2 separate regions of the Homo sapiens genome follow, and region 2 is linked to region 1. The links are chromatin loops, found by intact Hi-C in ENCODE. Cell type or tissue: mammary epithelial cell. All regions are shown on one strand. Links, peaks and the distances in the headings refer to the core of each region. The heading gives the core; the rest is flanking DNA.

Region 1 (11,374 bases), core at 1,675-9,674:
TGCGCGGGAGATTGTGGGTCCACTGAACTCACGCGACTGTCTCCGCCCACTTAAATAGGCGGGCGGAGCCGAGGGCCCAGTCTGGCTTCAGGAAGCGCAGGCGCATTGAGTACAGGAACGTGACTCAGGCACCGGGGCGACCTTCACGCATGCTCATTTAAATAAGGCAAAGAGCTTATTACACCAGCTCCAGGACCCGCCTTTCTCTCTTAACCAGCCTCTGGCTTTTAAAGGGCCAGAATTCCTCCGAATTATGGATTTTTTGGTTTGGGGTTTTTAAAATAATTTTATTTTATTTTATTGTGGTAAAAATACTTGACATGAGAGTATTTTTAAAGTGTACCATATAGTATATTGTTAGCTGTAGATACAACCGAATTGCTTTTTTATATTAAGCATTTATTGAGCACCTACTATGTGTAAACCAAACTTACATTGCTGTGTGCATTTTACAATTTTTCTCCTGTAATAATATGTAATAATTACGTTCATATGTATATTTTTGCATAAATTTATTCCTCCATCCCAGTGTACTATTCCTTTCTTTGGTGGCAATTCTCTCTCTCTTTTTTTTTTTTTTTTTTGAGACAAAGTTTCATTCTTGTTGCCCAGGCTGGCATGCAATGACGCGATCTGGGCTCCCTGCAACCTCCGCCTCCCGGGTTCAAGCGATTCTCTCCTACCTCAGCCTCCCGAGTAGCTGGCATTACAGACACCCGCCACCACACCTGGCTAATTTTTTTGTATTTTTAACTAGAGACGGGTTTTCACCATGTTGGCCAGGCTGGTCTCAAACTCCTGACCTCATGATCTGCCCGCCTCGGCCTCCCAAAGTGCTGGGATTACAGGCGTGAGCCACCGTGCCCGGCCCCAGCCTCTCTTTAAAATTATTTTTATTTATTATTATTTTTTAAGAGACGGGGTCTCACTCTGCCATCCAGGCTAGAATACAGTGGCGAGATCATAACTCACTGCAGCCTCCATCTCCTGGGCTCAAGCGATCCTACCTCACCCTCCCGAGTAGCTGTACTACAGGTGCGCATCACCACATCTGGCTTTTTTCTTTTCTTTTTTTCTTTTAAGATTGTGTCTCACTGTGTCTCCCAGGCTGGAGTGCGTAGCTCACTGCAGCCTCTAATTCATGGGCTCGAGCAATCGTCCTACCTCAGCCTCCCAAGTAGCGAGGACTATATAGAGACATGGTCTTGTTGCCCAAGCTAGACTGGAACTCCTGGCCTCAAGCGATTTTCCTGCCTTGGCCTCTCAAAGCACTGGGATGACCTGACTGAAGGCAATTCTCTGGAATGGGAGGCAATGTGGGGTTCTGGGCCGGTCTTCCCAGGTTAAGAGGCCTGCGACTGAATTTTGGCTCTTTCACTTCCTTGCTCTTTTACTGTGGATATGTCACCTAACTTCTGGGAACCTAACAGTTGCCTGCTTTTTATTTATTTATTTTTATTTTATTGTTTGAGACAGGGTCTCACTCTGTTGCCCAGACTGGCGTGCAGTGGCACGATCTTGGCTCATTGCAACCTCCACCTCCCAGGTTCAAGCAATTCTCCTGCCTCAGCCTCCTGAGTAGCTGGGATTACAGGTGTGCACCACCACACCAAGCTAATTTTTGTATTTTTAGTAGAGACGAGGTTCCACTATGTTGGCCAGACTGGTCTCGAACTCCTGACCTCAAGTGATCCACCTGCCTCAGCCACCACGCCCAGCTAATTTTTGTATTTTTAGTAGAGACCGGGTTTGCTGTGTTGGCCAGGCTGGTCTTGAACTCCTGACCCAAGTGATCCTCCTACCTCAGCCTCCCAAAGTGCTGGGATTACAGCGGTGAGCCACTGCGCCTGGACAGTTTGCTTCTTTTTAAAACAAAGATCAGGATACCTACCAATCTCACAGGATTGTTGCAAAAAGTAAATTCTTTAAAAAGTGTGTGTGAAGTCAGGAAGCTGAGGCAGGAGAATCTCTTGAACCCAGGAGGCGGCGTTTGCAGTGAGCTGAGATCGCGCCACTGCACTCCAGCCTGGGCGACAGAGCGAGACTCCGTCTCAAAAAAAACCAAAAAACAAAAAAAAGTATGTGAAGTGCCAAGTACTGTGCCTCATGCCAGCTATATATGTTGAACAAATAGTCATTAAGTGGAATTATTCAGTCAGAAAATGGTTTTATAGTTCCTGTAACAGTTCCAGATGGTTCTTCAGGAAGATTTACCTAATTGCGAGGATGGCTAGCCATGTGTAATGGTGTCTCTTTTTCCAATATCGCAGGCCATCATTTTTACACATTTTTCCTAGTCTAGACAGTATGTAATGGTATGGCAGGGTTATTTTAATTTTCATTTATTTAATTCTAGTGAGGCCATGCATTTTTCCTTGGGATGATTTATTAGCTTTATTTCTTTGCCTAACAACTATTTTCTAACACTGTAATTTTCACTGGCTTATCCCTGCAGACATGATGTTAGGTTTTGACAGAGCATGTTGTTGACCTTTTTTTTTTTTTTTTTTTGAAACGGAGCCTTGCTCTGTTGCCCAGGCTGGAGTGCAATGGCGCGATCTCGGCTCACTGCAACCTCTGCCTCCTGGGTTCAAGCAATTCTCCTGCCTCAGCCTCTGGAGTAGCTGGGATTACAGGTGCCTGCCACCATGCCCAGCTAATTTTTGTATTTTTATTAGAGACGAGGTTTCACCATATTGGCCAGGCTGGTCTTGAACTCCTGACCTCAAGTCACACTTTGAGAGGCCGAGACCAGGCAGGCCAGAGTGCTGGGATTATAGGCGTAGCCACCACATCCAGCCTGACCCTTTTTTTTTCTGGAGAAAGAGGGTTAGGGGGAGAGAGAGAAGCAAAAGGAAACTCTCCAAAGAAGGGATTGAGGCTACAGTGAAAACTCATCCCTAGAGCAGCTCTGTCCAGTAGAACTGGCGAGGGTGCCACAATGTCTGCATATGTCTGTCCCATATAGTCCAGCATGTGTCCACAAAGCACTTGGAACGCGGCTACTGTGACTGAGGAATTTTTAATTTTATCTAACTTAAATTTAAATTCAAATACAAGGGAGGGGACAGGCACAGTGGCTCACACTTGTAATCTCAGCACTTTGGGAGGCTGAGGCAGGAGGATCACTCTAGCCTACGAGATCGAGACCAGCCTGGGCAACACAACGAAACCTGGTCTCTACAAAAAATACAAAAGTTAACCGAGTGTGGTGGTACACACCTGTGGTCCCAGTTCCTTGGGAGGCTGAGGTGAGAGGATCACTTGAGCCCAGGAGGTTGAGGCTGCAGTAAGCCATGAGTACACCGCTGCACTCCAGCCTGGGTGACAAAGTGAGACTCTGCCTCACAAATAAATAAATAAATAAATAAATACAAGGGAGGCTGAGGCAGGAGTTCAAAGCTGCAGTGAGGTATGATCAGGCCACTTTACTCCACCCTGGGCAACAGAGTGAGCCCCTGTCTCTAAAAATAATAATATAAATACATAAATAAATAAATAAACAAACAAAAATAGCCACCTCATTGATGACACCTCATTTTCTTTTTTCTTTTTTTTTTTTTTTGAGACGTAGCCTCATTCTGTCGCCCAGGCTGGAGTGCAGTGGCACAATATCGGCTCACTGCAACCTCCGCCTCCCGGGTTCAAGCGATTCTCCTGCCTCAGCCTCCGGAGTAGCTGGGACTACAGGCGCTGGCCACCACGCCCAGCTAATTTTTGTATTTTTAGTAGAGACGGGGTTTCACCATATTGGCCAGGCTGGTCTCGAACTCCTGACCTCGTGATCCTCCCACCTCGGCCTCCCAAAGTGCTGGGATTACAGGCATGAGCCACCGTGCCCGGCCCAGATGGCACCTCATTTTCCTTTGGAAAAATAAGGGGAAAAAGGAGACAAAAAAAGGGGCCTACAAAGTCAACTCAGGAGTGTCCTCACACATATAGAAGGACTCGAATTTAGACTTTTGGCATTGTTCCGGAGAGAGATGGTCCCAGAGACTATTGGTTTTGACAAAATGCTGTGTTCAGTTTGTGAAAATTTATCAAGGTATACACTGATGATATTTCCACTTTTTTTTTTTTTTGAGACAGGGTCTCACTTTGCCACCCAGGCTGGTATGCATAGGCATGATTACTGGTCACTGCAACCTTCACTTCCTGGGCCTTGGGTGATCCTCCCACCTCAGCCTCTGGAGTAGGTGGGACCATAGGCATGCACCACATTGCCCAGCTAATTAAAAAAATTTTTTTGTAGAGACGAGATTTAGCCATGTTGCCCAGGTTGGTCTCAAATGCCTGGTCTCAAGCAATCTATCTGCATTGGCCTCTGAAAGTGTTGGGATTACAGGTGTGAGCCACCGCTCCTGGCCCCCCCCCTTTTTTTTTTTTTTTGAGACAGGGTCTTGCTCTGTCACCAAGGCTGAAGTGCAGTGGTGGGATCACCACTCACTGAAGCCTCGACCTCTCGACCTCCTGGGCTCAAGTGATCTCGCCTCAACCTCCTGAGTAGCTGAGACTACAGGCATGCACTACCACATCCAGCTATTTTTAAATTTTTTTAATTTTTTTTGAGATGGGGGTCTCACTATGTTGCCCAGGCTGGTCTGATCTGACCTTAAGCAATCCTCCTACTTGGGCCTCCCAAAGTGTTGGGATTACAGGGGTGAGCCACCATGCCTGCCCCACTTTTCTATATGCACTTTACACTTCCATAAAAAGTTAAACAAAATTTAGCCCATTCTATGTTACCTTCTTTTGACATTTACCTGGTTTTCAATTTAGCAGAAATCTCAAAAAAAAAAAAAAAGTGGTCTGTGACTCGCTCTGGACACCTGACAGCCCCTAGAGGGCGCTCATTCTGCATGAGAGACTTTTTCTTTTTTTTCTTTTTTCTTTTTTTTTTTTTGAGACGGAGTGTCGCTCTTGTTGCCCAGGCTGGAGTGCAATGGCGTGATCTTGGCTCACTGCAACCTCCGCCTCCCAGGTTCAAGCGATTCTCCTGCCTTAGCCTCCGGAGTAGCTGGGATTACAGGTATGCACCATCAAGCCCGGCTAATTTTGTATTTTTAGTAGAGACGGGGTTTCTCCATGTTGGTCAGGCTGGTCTCAAACTCCTGACCTCAGGTGATCCGCCCACCTTAGCCTTCCAAAGTGCTGGATTACAGGCCTGAGCCACCGTTCCCAGCTGTACACTTTAAATGAGTGAATTCTGGCCAGGCACGGTGGCTTACACCTGTAATCCCAGCACTTTGGGAGGCTGAGGCGTGCTGATCACAAGGTCAGGAGTTTGAGACCAGCCTGGCCAATGCGGTGAAACCCCGTCTCTACTGAAAATACAAAAATTAGCTGGGCATGGTGGCAGGCGCCTGTAATCCCAGCTACTCGGGAGGCTGAGGCAGGAGAATCGCTTGAGCCTAGATCGTGCCACTGCACTCCAGCCTGGACGACAGAGTGAGACTCCATCTTAAATAAATAAATAAATAAATGAAGTGTACAATTCAATAGTTTTTAGTGTGTCCACAGACTTATGCAACTATCAGCACGGTGAAATTGAGAACATTTTCAAAATAAATAAATAAGTGTACAATTCAATGGTTTTTAGTGTGTCCACAGACTTATGCAACTATCAGCACGGTGAAATTGAGAACATTTTCAAAATAAATAAATAAATAAATAAAGTGTACAATTCAATGGCTTTTAGTGTGTCCACAGACTTCTGCAACTATCAGAATGGTGAAATTGAGAACATTTTCAAAATAAATAAATAAATAAATAAGTGTACAGTCCAATGGTTTTTAGTGTGTCCACAGACTTATGCAACTATCAGCACCGTGAAATTAAGAACATTTTCAAAAGAAACCCTGTAGTCCTTAGCTATCACTTCCCTCTCCAGTCCCTGGCAAGCACTAATCTACCGTCTGTCTCTGTGCCTTTGCCTATCTCAGACATTTCAAATGAATGGAATCACATACTGTGTGTCCTTTTAGCATTTATACACTTCCACTTAGCATTATGGGCTTTTTTTTTCTTTTTTTGAGTCGGAGTTTTGCTCTTGTTGCCCAGGCTGGAGTGCAGTGATGCGATCTCAGCTCACTGTGCAACCTCTGCCTCCTGGGTTCAAGAGATTCTCCCGCCTCAGCCTCCCGAGTACCTGGGATTACAGGCGTCCACCACGACACCCAGCTAAGTTTTTGTATTTTTAGTAGACATGGGGTTTCACCATGTTGGCCAGGCTGGTCTCAAACTCCTGACCTCAGGTGATCCACCTGCCTCGGCCTCCCAAAGTGCGGGATCACAGGTGTGAGCCACCGCGCCCGGCCGCCAGCATTACATTTTTACGGTTCACCATTTTGTAGCACCTATCAGAATTTCATTCCTAGGCCGGGTGCAGTGGCTCACGCCTGTAATCTCAGCACTTTGGGAGGCCAAGTTGGGCAGATCACTTAAGGTTAGGAGTTCGAGACCAGCCTGGCCAACATAGTGAAACCTCGTCTCTAGTAAAAATACAAAATTAGCCAGGTGTTGTGGCACACGCCTGTAATCCCAGCTACTCTGGAGCCTGAAGTGGGAGAATCTCTTGAACCTGGTAAGAGAAGGTTGCAGTGAGCCGAGATTGCACCACTGCACTTCAGCAAGGGCGAGAGAGTGAGATTCTGTCTTAGAAAAAAAAAAAAAAGCTGGGCGCGGTGGCTCACGCCTGTAATCCCAGCACTTTGGGAGGCTGAGGCTGGCGGATCACGAGGTCAGGAGATCGAGACCATCCTGCCTAACACAGTGAAACCCCATCCCTACTAAAAAAAAATACAAAAAATTAGCCAGACATGGTGGCGGGCGCCTGTAGTCCCAGCTACTCTGGAGGCTGAAGCAGGAGAATGGTGTGAACCTGGGAGGTGGAGCTTGCAGTGAGCCGAGATGGTGCCACTGCATTCCAGCCTGGGTGACAAAGCGAGACTCCATCCCAAAAAAAAAAAAAAAAAGAACTTCATTCCTTTTTATAGCCAAATAGGATTCCATGGCATGAACAGAGCGCATTCTGTTTATCTGCTCATCTATTGATGGATATCTGGATGGTGTCCACCTTTTGTCTATTATGTGCTATGGCCCATGCCTGTAATCCCAGCACTTTGGGAGACCGAGGTGGGCGGATCACTTGAGGTCAGGAGTTGGAGACCGGGCTGGCCAACGTGGTGAAACCGTCTCTACTAAAAATACAAAATTAGCCGGGCATGGTGGCAGTGCCCGTAGTCCCAGCTACTTGAGAGGCCGAGGTACAAGAATCACTTTAACCCAGGAGGTGGAGGTTGCAGTGAGCCAAGATCGCATCACTGCACTCCAGCCTGGGTGACAGAGCGAGACTCTGTAAAAGAAAAAAAAAAAAAAACAAATCTCAGGACTCCCTGCCAAGGCTGAACATCCAGGAAGAAAGCTAAAGGTCTGTGCCCAGAAGAGGGTCAACAAGACCATGCCTTGCTGATTGAGGGGACATTTATCTGTGGGTGTTGAGGGGAGTCCCTCTTGCCCCAGACTATACAGGGCAACTCCTCTCACCCAAAGCTGTAAACAAGATCCTTGAATATGGCGCTCAGCCATATCCTTGCCACTCAGATCTGGAAGTGATTACCCGAAGGGTATTTGGGACAGGAGCCCCCCAGGCCTAATGCTCTTGGCATGTCAGTATCTGGGAGGGGCCAGCCTGAACCACCTACTCAGGTGTTGTGAATAATGTTACCCAACTCTGACCCCATAGGGAGAATAATCTCATAGATTTGTGTAACCTGCCCTTCCGGCTGGCCTGCAGATGCAGATGAGCCCTAATTTGGCCCAGATTCTTCTCGATGGGGCGGTCCTGGCTTCCTCTGAGCCAGGGTCTGATTAGGGGCTGCGAATGAGCTCTTTGCCATGCTGGGACTGAGGCTTGGGGCTGTGTCTTAGGCTGGTCAAGGAAGAGAAGGTTCCAAGTCATGAGGCACCCCTCAACGAGTGGCAGGGTGGCTCTGGACAGGCCAACAGGCAAGAGACAGTTTGTACCGGGTTGAAGATGGGCCTGGGCTGCTGGCTAGGTACCTAAGGAGGAGAGGAAAATTTCATAAAAAGAACCACAGTGGCAGCAGCATGACTGGCCAGGGGCCGACTCCAGACCCAGCTGGGCCAATCAGGGTTTGGGGATTGGAATTCAGAAACAGCCAGTAAGTTTGTTTGAGGGATTGGAACTGAGGTGATAAAAGGGGCAGCTGCTTCCCACCATGAGAAAGCTGATTCACAGAACCAGAAAGACTGAGGCGGGGAGGGGGAGAGAGAGAGAGAGAGAGAGAGAGAGAGGAGGCTTTGCTGTAGACAGGTGTCCAACGCTGGAGTCCAGTTCCTTGTAAACTCCAGCTGAATTTCCTGTTATTAGACTCCACGAAAGACTCTTAACATCCTTGTAATAAATTTCCCTTTTGGGGTAATATGAAATGCTTTCTCTACTGGCAACCAAAGAACCTTGTATAAGGCAGGAAGATACACTGAGGAAGTTTTCTATCCATCAATTACAGTCTACTGGGAGAGAGAAAGGTGCACCCAATGAATTAAATATAGATGATGCAATAAGGCCAGGTGCAGGGGCTCATGCCCTCTCAAAGTAATCCCAGCACTTTGAGAGGCCCAGGCGGGAGGGTCGTTTGAGCCCAGGAGTTTGAGACTATCCTGGGCAACATAGTGAGACCCCCTATCTCTACAAAAAATAAGATAATTAGATGGGTGTGGTGGTGTGTGCCTGTAATCCCTGCTATTGGGAGGCCAAGGCAGGAAGATCACTTGAGCCCAGGAGTTTGAGGCTGCAGTGAGCCATGTTCATGCCACTACATTCCAGCCTGGGCGACAGAATGAGACCCTACTTCTATGATATGGTTTGGATCTGCGTCCCTTCCCAAATCTTATATTGAAATGTAATCCCCAATGCTGGAGGTGGGGCCTGCTGGGAGGTGAGTGGATCATGGGAGAGGTTTCTCATGGTTTAATACCATCCCTTTTGGTGCTGTCATCGGGAGAGTGAGTTCTCATGAGATCTGACTGTTTTTTTTAAAAAAAGCACTGGCCAGGAGCAGTGACTTATGCCTCTTATCACAGCACTTTGGGAGGCCGAGGCAGGTAGATCACCCGAGGTCAGAAGTTCAAGACCAGGCTGGCCAACATGGTGAAACCCCATCTCTACTAAAAATACAAAAATTGGCTGGGCGTGGTGGTGGTTGCCTGTAATCCCAGCTACCCAGGAGGCTGAGGCAGGAGAAAGGCTTGAACCTGGGAGGCAGAGGTTACAGTGAGCGGAGACGGCGCCATTGTACTCCAGCGTGGGCAACAAGAGTGAAACTCTGTCTCAGAAAAAAAAAAAAAAAAAAAAAAAAAAGCAGAATGGTGAGTGCCAGGGGCTGAGGAAAGGGAAGGGGAACAAGAGTTAGTGTTGAATGGGGCTGAATGTTTGTTTGGCAAGATGAAAAAGTTCTGGAGATGGATGGAGGTGATGGTTGTAGGACAATGTCAATGTACTTAATGCCCCTAAAGTGTGCACTTAAAAATATTTAAAATATAAGTTTGTAGTTGGGACAAAAATAAAATGGTAACTTTAATGTTATGTATATATTACCAAAATAAGAAATCACCAAAAAGAAAAAAAGGAAAAACATCACCTCAAAGTCTGTGTGGTCTTGAAGCAAGGCTCCTACACTCCAGCGTGGGTCAGCCGTTACCTGTGGGTCACCTGGAGGGTGTCAGCTCTGGGCACTCCCAGCTGTCTGCCCAAACAGGTGAAGTGGCTTCAGTAACTCAGGGACCGTCGTCTGAAGAACTGGAGGTGAAAGAACCAAAGTACTTAGAAACCAGGGGGTCAGGCCAGGCACAGTGGCTCACACCGGTAATCCCAGCACTGTGGGAGGCCGAGGCAGGTGGATCACCTGAGGTCAGGAGTTTGAGACCAGCCTGGCCAACATGGTGAAACCCTGTCTATACTAAAAATACAAAAATTACCCGGGCGTGGTGGTGAGCGCTTGTAATCCCAGTCACTCAGGAGGCTGAGGCACAAGAATCGCTTCAACCCAGGAGGCAGAGGTTGCAGTGAGCTGAGATCGCGCCATTGTACTCCAGCCAGGGCGACAGAATGAGACTCTGTCTCAAAAAAAAAAAAAAAGAAAGAAAAAAAAAGAAAGAAAGAAAGAAAAAGAAACCTGGGGTCAGCACACAGAACTGGTAGGAAGGACCTAAAGGGACCAAGGTGGGCACCAGCAGTGTTGGCTGCAGTCTCGGGTCACCTGCACCAACTGGGCAGCAATCTTACCAGGGACATATATTTTTGGTGTTATGGGACACCTGACCACACTACTCTAGCAGTCAGAGTCTTGGTAGAAAACCCAAATCACGTGCCAAGTAGTTCCACAAAAAGAATTTCTTCATAGTGATAACAGTGTTGGATGGATAGAAAGAGCAGCAGGAGAAAAGATGATACCTAGGGCTGGAGAGGCGAAGGGAAGAAGTGCTCACAGAGCCCACAGGCCAGACCTGGGCAGCAAGAGATGAAACCAGGTGCACTTTCTGCCAGAGACACTCCCTGAAGCAGAGAAAGAGGGAAAGACCCCAGCATCTGCCATTGGCTGAATGCAGCCAGAAGTCACTGCGGGGAAGTCACTGCCCAGAGGCAGGAGGCAGCATCCCTGCCAAACAAAGCACAGCAGGAGAAGGGCAAATAATGGATCTGCCTGGTGTGGTGGCTGGCACTTGTAATCCTAGCACTTTGAGAGGCTAAGGCGGGGAGGAGACTTGAGGCCAGGAGTTCGAGACCGGCCTAGGCAAAATAGTGAAACCTGTCTCCAAAAAAAAAAAAAAAAAAAAAAGTAGCGAAGTGTGGTGGTGTGTCCCTGCAGTCCCAGCTACTGAGGAGGCTGAGGCAAGATAATCTCTTGAGCCCAGGAGTTCAAGGCTGCAGTGAGCTCTGATTGCGCTGCTGCACTCTAGCCTGGGTACAAAGCAAGATATTGTCTATAAAAAAAAAAATAGAAGAAAAATAAAAAGGCCAGGCTCAGTGGCTCATGCCTGTAATCCCAGCACTTTGGGAGGCCAAGGTGGGTGGCTCACCTGAGGTCAGGAGTTCAAGACCAGCCTGGCCAACATGGTGAAACCCCGTCTCTACAAAAAATACAAAAATTAGCCGGGCATGGTGATGCATACCTGTAATCCTAGCTACTCGGGAGGCTGAGGCAGGAGAATCACTTGAACCCGGGAGGCAGAGGTTGCAGTGAGCAGAGATCGTGCCACTACACGCCAGCCTGGGTGACAAAGTGAGACTCTGTCTCAAAAAATAAAAATAAATAAAACAAAAAATAAAAAATAAGGCTTGGCGCGGTGGCTC
Region 2 (8,000 bases), core at 1-8,000, 190 kb after region 1:
ACAGGCGTGAGCCACCGCAACTGGCCAGAGTTAAACCATTTTTACTTTTTTTTCTGTTCTAGGATCCCACCCAAGGTACAATATTACATTTAGTCTCATCAGTCTTCTCTTAGCTGCCATAGTTTCTTAGACTTTCCTTGTTTTGATGACCTTGACAGTTTTGAGGAGATCTGTTCAGGCATTTTGTAGACTGTCCCTCTTTTAGTATTTGTGGCTTTATTTTATAAAAACTCTGGGGCCAGGTGCGGTGGCTCACACCTGTAATCCCAGCACTTTGGGAGGCCGAGGCGGGTGGATCACTTGAGGCTAGGAGTTTGAGACCAGCCTGGCCAACATGGTGAAACCCTGTCTCTACTAAAAATAACAAAAATTAGCCAGGGGTGGTGGCACACGCCTGTAATCCTAGCTACTCAGGAGGCTGAGGCAGGAGACTCGCTTGAACCTGGGAGGCAGAGGTTGCAGTGAACCAAGATGGTGCCACTGCACTCCAGCCTGGGTGACAGAGTAACACTCCATCTCAAAAAACAAACAAACAAACAAAACCCAACTTTGTTTATTGGAAGCTTACTCTAGGTTAGTCATTATGTGAGGCTTTGAGGATATAGCAGTGAATAAAGACACTTTATAAATAGCATTTACAAATCATTGACATTGACTATGGGACTTTGGGGAAGCTGTATGTGCCGGGGCTGGGATTTAAACCCCTGGAGCCAGTTCTAGAGCCAACATTCTTGACCACTGTGCTGTTTGCTGTTTCCTGTGGGCTAAGGAGGAAGTTCTTCAGGTTAACAGCCACATCTTGAAAAATCACTCAAAAAAAAAAAAAGAAAAATCATGCAAGCAAATTATGATCAGGAAAGTATGATAGGCGTGCAGTGGCTCACACCTGCAATCCCAGAACTTTGGGAGGCTCACACCTATAATCCCAGCACTTTGGGGGGCTCACACCTGCAATCCCAGCACTTTGGGGGGCTCACACCTATAATCCCAGCACTTTGGGGGGCTCACACCTGCAATCCCAGCACTTTGGGAGGCTCACACTCGCAATCCCAGCACTTTGGGGGGCTCACATCCGCACTCCCAGCACTTTGGGGGGCTGAGGCAGGTGTTTTGCTTGAGCCCAGAAATTCAAGACCAGCCTGTGCAACATGGTGAGAACCCATCTGTACAAATAATACAATTAGCTGGGCTTGGTGTTACGCACTTGTAGTCCCGGCTACTGAGGAGGCTGAGGTGGGAGGATCACTTGAGCCCAGGAGTTTGAGGCTACAGTGAGCTGAGATTGTGCCCCTGCACTCCAGCCTGGGTGACAGTCACACCCTGTCTCAAAAAAAAAAAAAAAAAAAAAGGACAATGAGCAGAGTAAACTGGAAGTAAGCTGGAGTCATTTCTAGTGAAGTGAATTAGGAAAGGTGAATTAAAATAATCTTCACCTTCATTTGTCTCCTGAGCGCTTCTGCTCTTCCTGCTCAGTGCTTCTGTATGATTTACTCTGTTCTTAAATGTCCGGAAAAAATGTTTTTGTACAATTCAACAATCCGTGGTCCAGGATCAGAATGGGCCAGTGATAGTTCTGTGTGTGCTTAAACACATTTTTTTGTGGGGTGCTGTGGATGTGTGGATGTAGCCAAAAAAAACCCTATGTGGGTGGTCCTGGGGCAGAAAGTCTGGTGCCAGAGAGTGGGGTTCTGGGGGTCTGTCTTCATAGTTTGGGGTAGCACTAAAATCCTGTGAGCCTTTCTGGGCCTTGGTAACCTCCCCTGTAAGTTAGCTGTTAGATAATTCAGCTGGGTAGCATTTTATACCTGGATGATGTTCTAAAGTCCAGCCACACAAGGCCAAAGTCTGGCAGAGTGAGAATTCCCTTTGAAGAACCTTCAAACTGCTCACCGAGAGTGAACACAGTGTGCCTCGTGGGAGATCGCCAAGCAGCCTGGCAGTCCGTCCAACGCAGCCCATTTTTCTGCCACAATTTGGCCACGTGACTCCATCCTCAGTCAGACCAGATCAAGCATCTTCTTGTATTTAGGGCCCATGTTGCAAAAAACATTTACACGTCGTCACACAGCAGGGTTAGGGTACATGTAGCAAGCTGACTAAAGGACGGAGTCATGGCTCTATGAAGGCATCAAGGTCTGGAGGTTGGTTTTGTTTGCTTCGCTGAGTACGTAGTTAAATTTGTGAACATTAGAGGATCCGTAGTGCCACCGCCCAGCCCTCCCAGAGTGCTTGGTAGGAATTAAATGAGGCACAGTGGCTTACCCCTGTAATCCCAGCATTTTGGTAGGCTAAGGAGGGAGGATTCCTCGAGGCCAGGAGTTTGAGACAAGCTTGGGCAACATGGCATATACCCTGTCTGCACAAAAAAATTTAAAAATTATGGCTGGGCGTGTTGGCTCACGCCTGTAATCCCAGCACTTTGGGAGGCCAAGGCAGGTGGGTCACTTGAGGTCAGGAGTTGGAGACTAGCCTGGCCAACATGGCAAAATCCTGTCTGTACTAAAAATACAAAAATTAGCCCAGCGTGGTGGTGCACACCTGCATTCACAGCTACTCGGGAGGCTGGGGCAGGGAAATCGCTTGAACCCAAGAGGCAGAAGTTGCTTGAGCCCAGATTGCGCCACTGAACTCCAGCCTGGGTGACAGAGTAAGACTTTGTCTAAAAAAAAAAAAAAAATTTAGCCAGGGAGGGTGCCATGCACCTGTGGTCTCAGCTACTTAGGAGGCTAAGGCATGAGGATCACTTGATCCAGGTGGTCAAGGATGTAGTGAGCTATGATTATACAACTGCACTCCGGCCTGGGTGACAGAGCAAGATTCTGTCTCAAAAAAAAAAAAAAAAGAAAAAGTTTGTGTGTGAGTCCCCGACGCTCTGGACAAGTGCTAGATGTCATAACTGTGATCATGGGTGATACATACGTGGAAGTCACAGGGAGGTATGTGATTTGCTTTGTTAAAGAAATTTTGTAGAGGGCAGAGGGGAACGTTGTGTGTTTCGTGGGCCCCAGGGGACCCTAGTGACTTGGTTTCTATTGAATGTGTGGGTGGTGGTGGAGTCAATGGCCAGGCGCTGACTTTGTGGAGTGTGATCCTTGCTGGACTATGTCTGCTGTTCAGCTGTCTTCAGAGACCTCCCCTTCCCCCTGGGCTAATATGGATGCTTTGTTTGGCCACAGAACGTCCTGAAGGAGCACGCAGATGATGACCCTAGTCTGGCCATCACTGGGGTCCCTGTGGTGACTTGGCCAAAGAAGACTCCAAAGGTAAGACGCAGCCTGCCTGCAGCGGGCGGCCGCTTCCCACCTCCTTCCCACCTCCTGTAGGGTGAACAGCCGCGACTTTTTGGGTAGCTATGGGGCCTCCTGAGATGAAGGCACCGCAGTTAAGATGAAGGATTTTGGTGATTTGTTCCATGTTTTTGTTTTTAAAAGGGGGTTGCTTTACCTAGCTGTGGGAACTGCGAACAGTGCCGCCTGGTGGTCACTTGGAAAACTGGGGGGTGCTGACACCTCGCCTTTCCCTGTGGTTAGGTGGATTTTCTGTCTCTCCTTCCCTCACTCCCTTGCTTCTTCCCTTCCTTTTCCCTTTTCCTTTAATTGCTTCATGGGCTGTCTTCTCCTCTTTTGAAAGGAACTTTTTCTCAGTGTGTAAAACTGGTTGATGCTCAACATAAAAATGTCTAATCGGTCGAGCGCGGTGGCTCACGCCATAATCTCAGCATTTTGGGAAGTCTAGGCGGGTGGATCACCTGAGGTCAGGAGTTCGAGACCAGCCTGGCCAACATGGCAAAACCCCGTCTCTACTAAAAATACAAAAAATGCGAGCATGGTGGTGCACACATGTGGTCCCAGCTACTTGGGAGGCTGAGGCAGGAGAATCACTTGAACCTGGGAGGTGGAGGTTGCAGTGATCAGAGACTGCACCACTGCACTCCAGTCTGGGCTACAAAGTGAGACTCTATCTCAAAAAATAAAATAAAATAAAATAAAAAAAAAATGTCTAATCAAACGGGAAAGGACCAGGACATGAGGAAGAGGAATAATGGCTGTATTGTTGAGGACTTTGTAGGAGCAGTTTGTTGTCTGGACCTCCACAGCCCTTATCTTATTTACGCTTCAGCAACTCTGTGGGGTAGACAGTTGTGACTGTCATTTTACAGATGAGGAAACTGAGGCTTGAAAAGGTCAAGTCACCCGTTAGGACAGCCAAGTACACAAAGATCGGTCAGTTTGGCAGCAGAGGCCAAATTTTCATCCAGTGCTCACCTCAAAGTCCACCATCCAGAGAAAACAGTTTTGGTGAGCACCCTTCCAAAGGCGGTCCTAGGTGGGATACATATGTATCAGGTCATCTCTGTACCATCCGTCTGCCTCCACGCAGCTTCACTACTTCCTTGGACAAGTTACATAGTGTCCTGAGCCTTACTTTCCTTGATTATAAAGATGGGTTATACCAAGACTTTCTTCAGTGGTTGTCAGAACTAAATGAGATAAGGCATGCAAAACCCTTCAGACAAGGGCTGACCTGAGGTTAGTGCACTCTAAATATTATTTGTGACTTCAGTAGCCCCAAGAGGTATTTTGTTAATTTCTGATTTTTTTGGGGTTTTTTTTGGCTATTGTAAAAAACACTGAAGCCAGGCATGGTGGCTTATGCCTGTTGTTCCAGCTACTCCAGAAGCTGAGGGGGGAGGATCACCTGAGCCCAGGAGTTCAAGATCAACCTGGGTAACATAATGAGAACTCATCTCTACCAAAAAAAAAAAAAAAAAAAAAAAAAAAAGCCAGGCATGATAGTGCATGCCTGTAGTCCCAGCTATTTGGGAGGCTTAAGCAGGAGGATCGCTTGAGCCCAGGAGCTTGAGGCTGCAGTGAGCTGTGATTGCACCACTGCACTTCAGTCTGGGCAACAGATTGAGACCCTGTCTCAAAACAAAAAGGAGAAAGAAAGAAAAAAGTATGCTGTAACAGATTTCAAACACTTTTCTTTTTCTTTTTTTTTCTTTTTTTTTTGAGACGGAGTTTTGCTCTTGTCACCCAGGCTGGAGTGCAGTGGCGTGATCTCGGCTCACTGCATCCTCCGCCTCCGGAGTTCAAGCGATTCTCCTGCCTCAGTCTCCTGAGTAGCTGGGATTACAGGCACCCGCCACCATGCCCAGCTAATTTTTTGTATTTTTAGTAGAGACAGAGTTTTGCCATGTTGGGCAGTCTGGTCAATTTCAAACACTTATTACAGGCCTGGTGCAGTGGCTCTCGCCTGTAATCCCAGTACTTTGAGAGGCCAAGGTGGGCAGATCACTTGAGGTCAGGAGTTCGAGACTAGCCTGGCCAACATGGCGAAACTCCGTCTCTACTAAAAATACAAAAATTAACTGGGCATGGTGGCACGCGCCTGTAATCCCAGCTACTCAGGAGGCTGAGGCAAGAGAATTGCTTGAACCTGGGAGGTGGAGGTTGCAGTGAGCTGAGATGGCGCCACTGCACTTCAGCCTGGGGATGCACTATAGTTTTATTTGCTAAATCTGGCAACTGTAGTTGAAATGACTATATTTTTGATATATTGTTGAAACAAAATGGATTATTCCGATGAATTTCATTGTTTCTTTTTACCTTTTCAAATGTGGCAACAAAAAAACTCAAAAGTACCTATGTGGCTCACCTTCTATTTCTTTTATTTATTTATTTACACAGAGTCTTAACTCTGTTGCCCAGGCTGGAGTGCAGTGGTGCAATCATAGGTCACTGCAACCTCTGCCTCCCTGGATCAAGCGATCCTCCCATCTTAGCCTCCCGAGTAGCTGGGACCACAGGCACATGCCATCACGCCTGGCTAGTTTTTTGTAGTTTTGGTAGAGATGAGGTTTTGCCATGTTGCCAAGGCTGAACTCCTGAGCTCAAGCAAGCCGCCTGCCTCGGTCTCCCAAAGTGTTGTGATTACAGGCGTGAGCCACAGTGCCTGACTTACCTTCTGTTATTTCTATTGAGCAGTGCTCTTCTGCATAATTCTTTGATTATCTTCTTCAGGTGTACTTTTTTTTTTTTTTTTTTTGAGATGGAATCTTGCTCTTGTCACCAGGCTGGAGTGCAGTGGTGCAATCTCGGCTCACTGCCACCTCCGCTTCCTGGGTTCAAGTGATGCTCTTGCCTCAGCCTCCCGAATAGCTGGGATTACAGGCGCGTACCACCACGCCCGGCAAATTTTTTGTATTTTTAGTAGAGACGGGGTTTCACCATGTTGGCCAGGCTGATCTTGAACTCCTGACCTTAGGTGATGTGCCCACCTCGGCCTCCCAAAGTGCTGGAATTAAAGGCGTGAGCCACCATGCCCGGTCATAAATAAATATTTTAAAAATAAGGAAGTAAATAACTTCAGAGCCACAAAATGGTGTGAAGCAGAAGAAGAATGAATACCCCAGGTCCACCACCGAGCCCTGAAAATAAATGACCACCAGCTCAGCTGAAACTCCTGGGCACTCCCCAGTATACACAGCAGCTTCCAGATGCAGTTTGTCTATTTGACTTTACCCTTCCCATGAGGCTGGGAGATGGAGGGTGTTATCGCCCCAGTGCAGTTGAGGAAGCACAGAGCTCGGAGAGGTGCAGCAGTGCCTCTCGGGCCACTTCCTTAGGAGAAGAAAGGCGTTGGACCCCAGATGTGCAGGTTTCTGTCATTGCACAGTGAGGAACCAGTGATATGTGGCGGGGAGAGTGGGGAGGGAGGCCCCTGCTATGTTTATGCATTTCCTGGCTGGTGGGGTTAAAAAGTTAACAGGAAAGGAAGAAGTAACTAAACGACTGACTGCCTGGGCTGCCCGGGGTCTCTGGGTTCCCAGGTTGCAGCTTCCTCCCATTGGATGCAGGTTGGGGTGAAAGATCAAGGGTGCTCACTGAGGCCCTCAGGATGCGAGGTAGGGAGTGGTATTTGATCTGGGTCGGGTTACCTAACAAGTAATTAATGCTAAGTGATGATTAGCAAGAAATGCTTTGATCTCCCACCTTGCCTCCAGGAGAACAAAGCCCTTTTCTGGAACTGATTAGGTGCTGTGAGGTCATTTCTGATGCGGTGTCCTTCATATCCAAGATGCTACTGAGCCACCATCTATCACCATCCACCCGACTGGCTGTTTCCACGAGTGGTGTAGGATTTGTTTTGATCTGTCTACACTCTGGCTGCTTCCTTTTATGACCAACGGGCAGGATGGTGGGGGCCTGTCTGTGACCTTACAGGCTGGGTGAAGGAACGGAGCTTATTTGAGGCCCAGCCTCTGACCTCGGCCTTATTAGTGAGCTGACCCCTGGCTCAGCTGCCAGACATGGCTACTGGCTGGCTTGCTGGTTTATTCCCAGAGGAAGAAACTGAGGAAGGACGGAGGACCCAGCCATGACTGCCTCTGGCTAGCAAGCCAGCCTGTGGACCCTGCCAGCTTCTTCATCCATTATCTCTAGTGGCCAAACCAGGCTGCCACTTGAATTTCAATTATTGGCAATTTTTCTGGAGTATGGGAGCAGAGAGGCTGGAGTGTGGAGGACAAGCACCCTGATGGGGGCATGGAGACAGTCCTCATCAGTAGCTGTTGGATCAGCTTCCTTACGGGGACATTTTGGGGCCACACAGGAGCCACAGGAGGAAGCAACACACCCTCGATGCCTTGTGACCTTTGCTTCTGCTTTGTCTCTCTCCCCTTTCCTCCGAAGTTGGTCCGTTCCATCCCAGAGGCCTGCTCCGTCTGGGGTCCCTCCGGAGTGACACACAGCCTTTCCCTGAAGGAGAGGCACGTGATTCAGTGAGAGAGGCCCCGAGTGCTTCCGGCGGGTCCCTGCCCCGCTCTCAGTCCTGTCGGCCCGCAGTCATGAAGCTGATGCTGTGCAGTTGAGGCGGAGGAGGCTGGCAATAATGGCTGTCGTGTATTGCCACCTACTCAGGGTCCTGTAATTTCCCAGGAAGGCCGTGTGCTGTAATGAGGACCAGTCCCCAGGCTGGTGGCATCAGCTTCACCTGGG

Evidence for each region. Hi-C counts contacts between places; a loop is a spot of excess contacts. Peaks named below come from ENCODE experiments on the same cell type or tissue, not always from the same donor. Only the 100,000 strongest peaks of a DNase experiment are listed, where the experiment ranks them.
Region 2: a loop joins it to region 1, with 11 times the contacts of the local background. A loop is called at or near these places in 93 of 110 quality-filtered maps.

The regions. Positions count from the first base shown.
Region 1 is chr12:121,675,708-121,687,081 of GRCh38, reverse strand. All of the region lies in intron 1 of LOC105370034 (a long non-coding RNA gene), which reads right to left. Among named protein-coding and RNA genes, the nearest start is that of MORN3, 12 kb to the right of the region's middle. RefSeq lists an enhancer at 1-114. In mammary epithelial cell, for the core only: a CTCF peak has its summit at 4,841 (motif pointing right); no DNase peak of the experiment used is centred there.
Region 2 is chr12:121,489,842-121,497,841 of GRCh38, reverse strand. It overlaps KDM2B (lysine demethylase 2B), which reads left to right. Exons shown (of 23, transcript NM_032590.5): 12 at 3,177-3,263. Among named protein-coding and RNA genes, the nearest start is that of MIR7107, 49 kb to the right of the region's middle. RefSeq lists an enhancer at 6,727-7,440. In mammary epithelial cell, for the core only: a CTCF peak has its summit at 3,475 (motif pointing left); no DNase peak of the experiment used is centred there.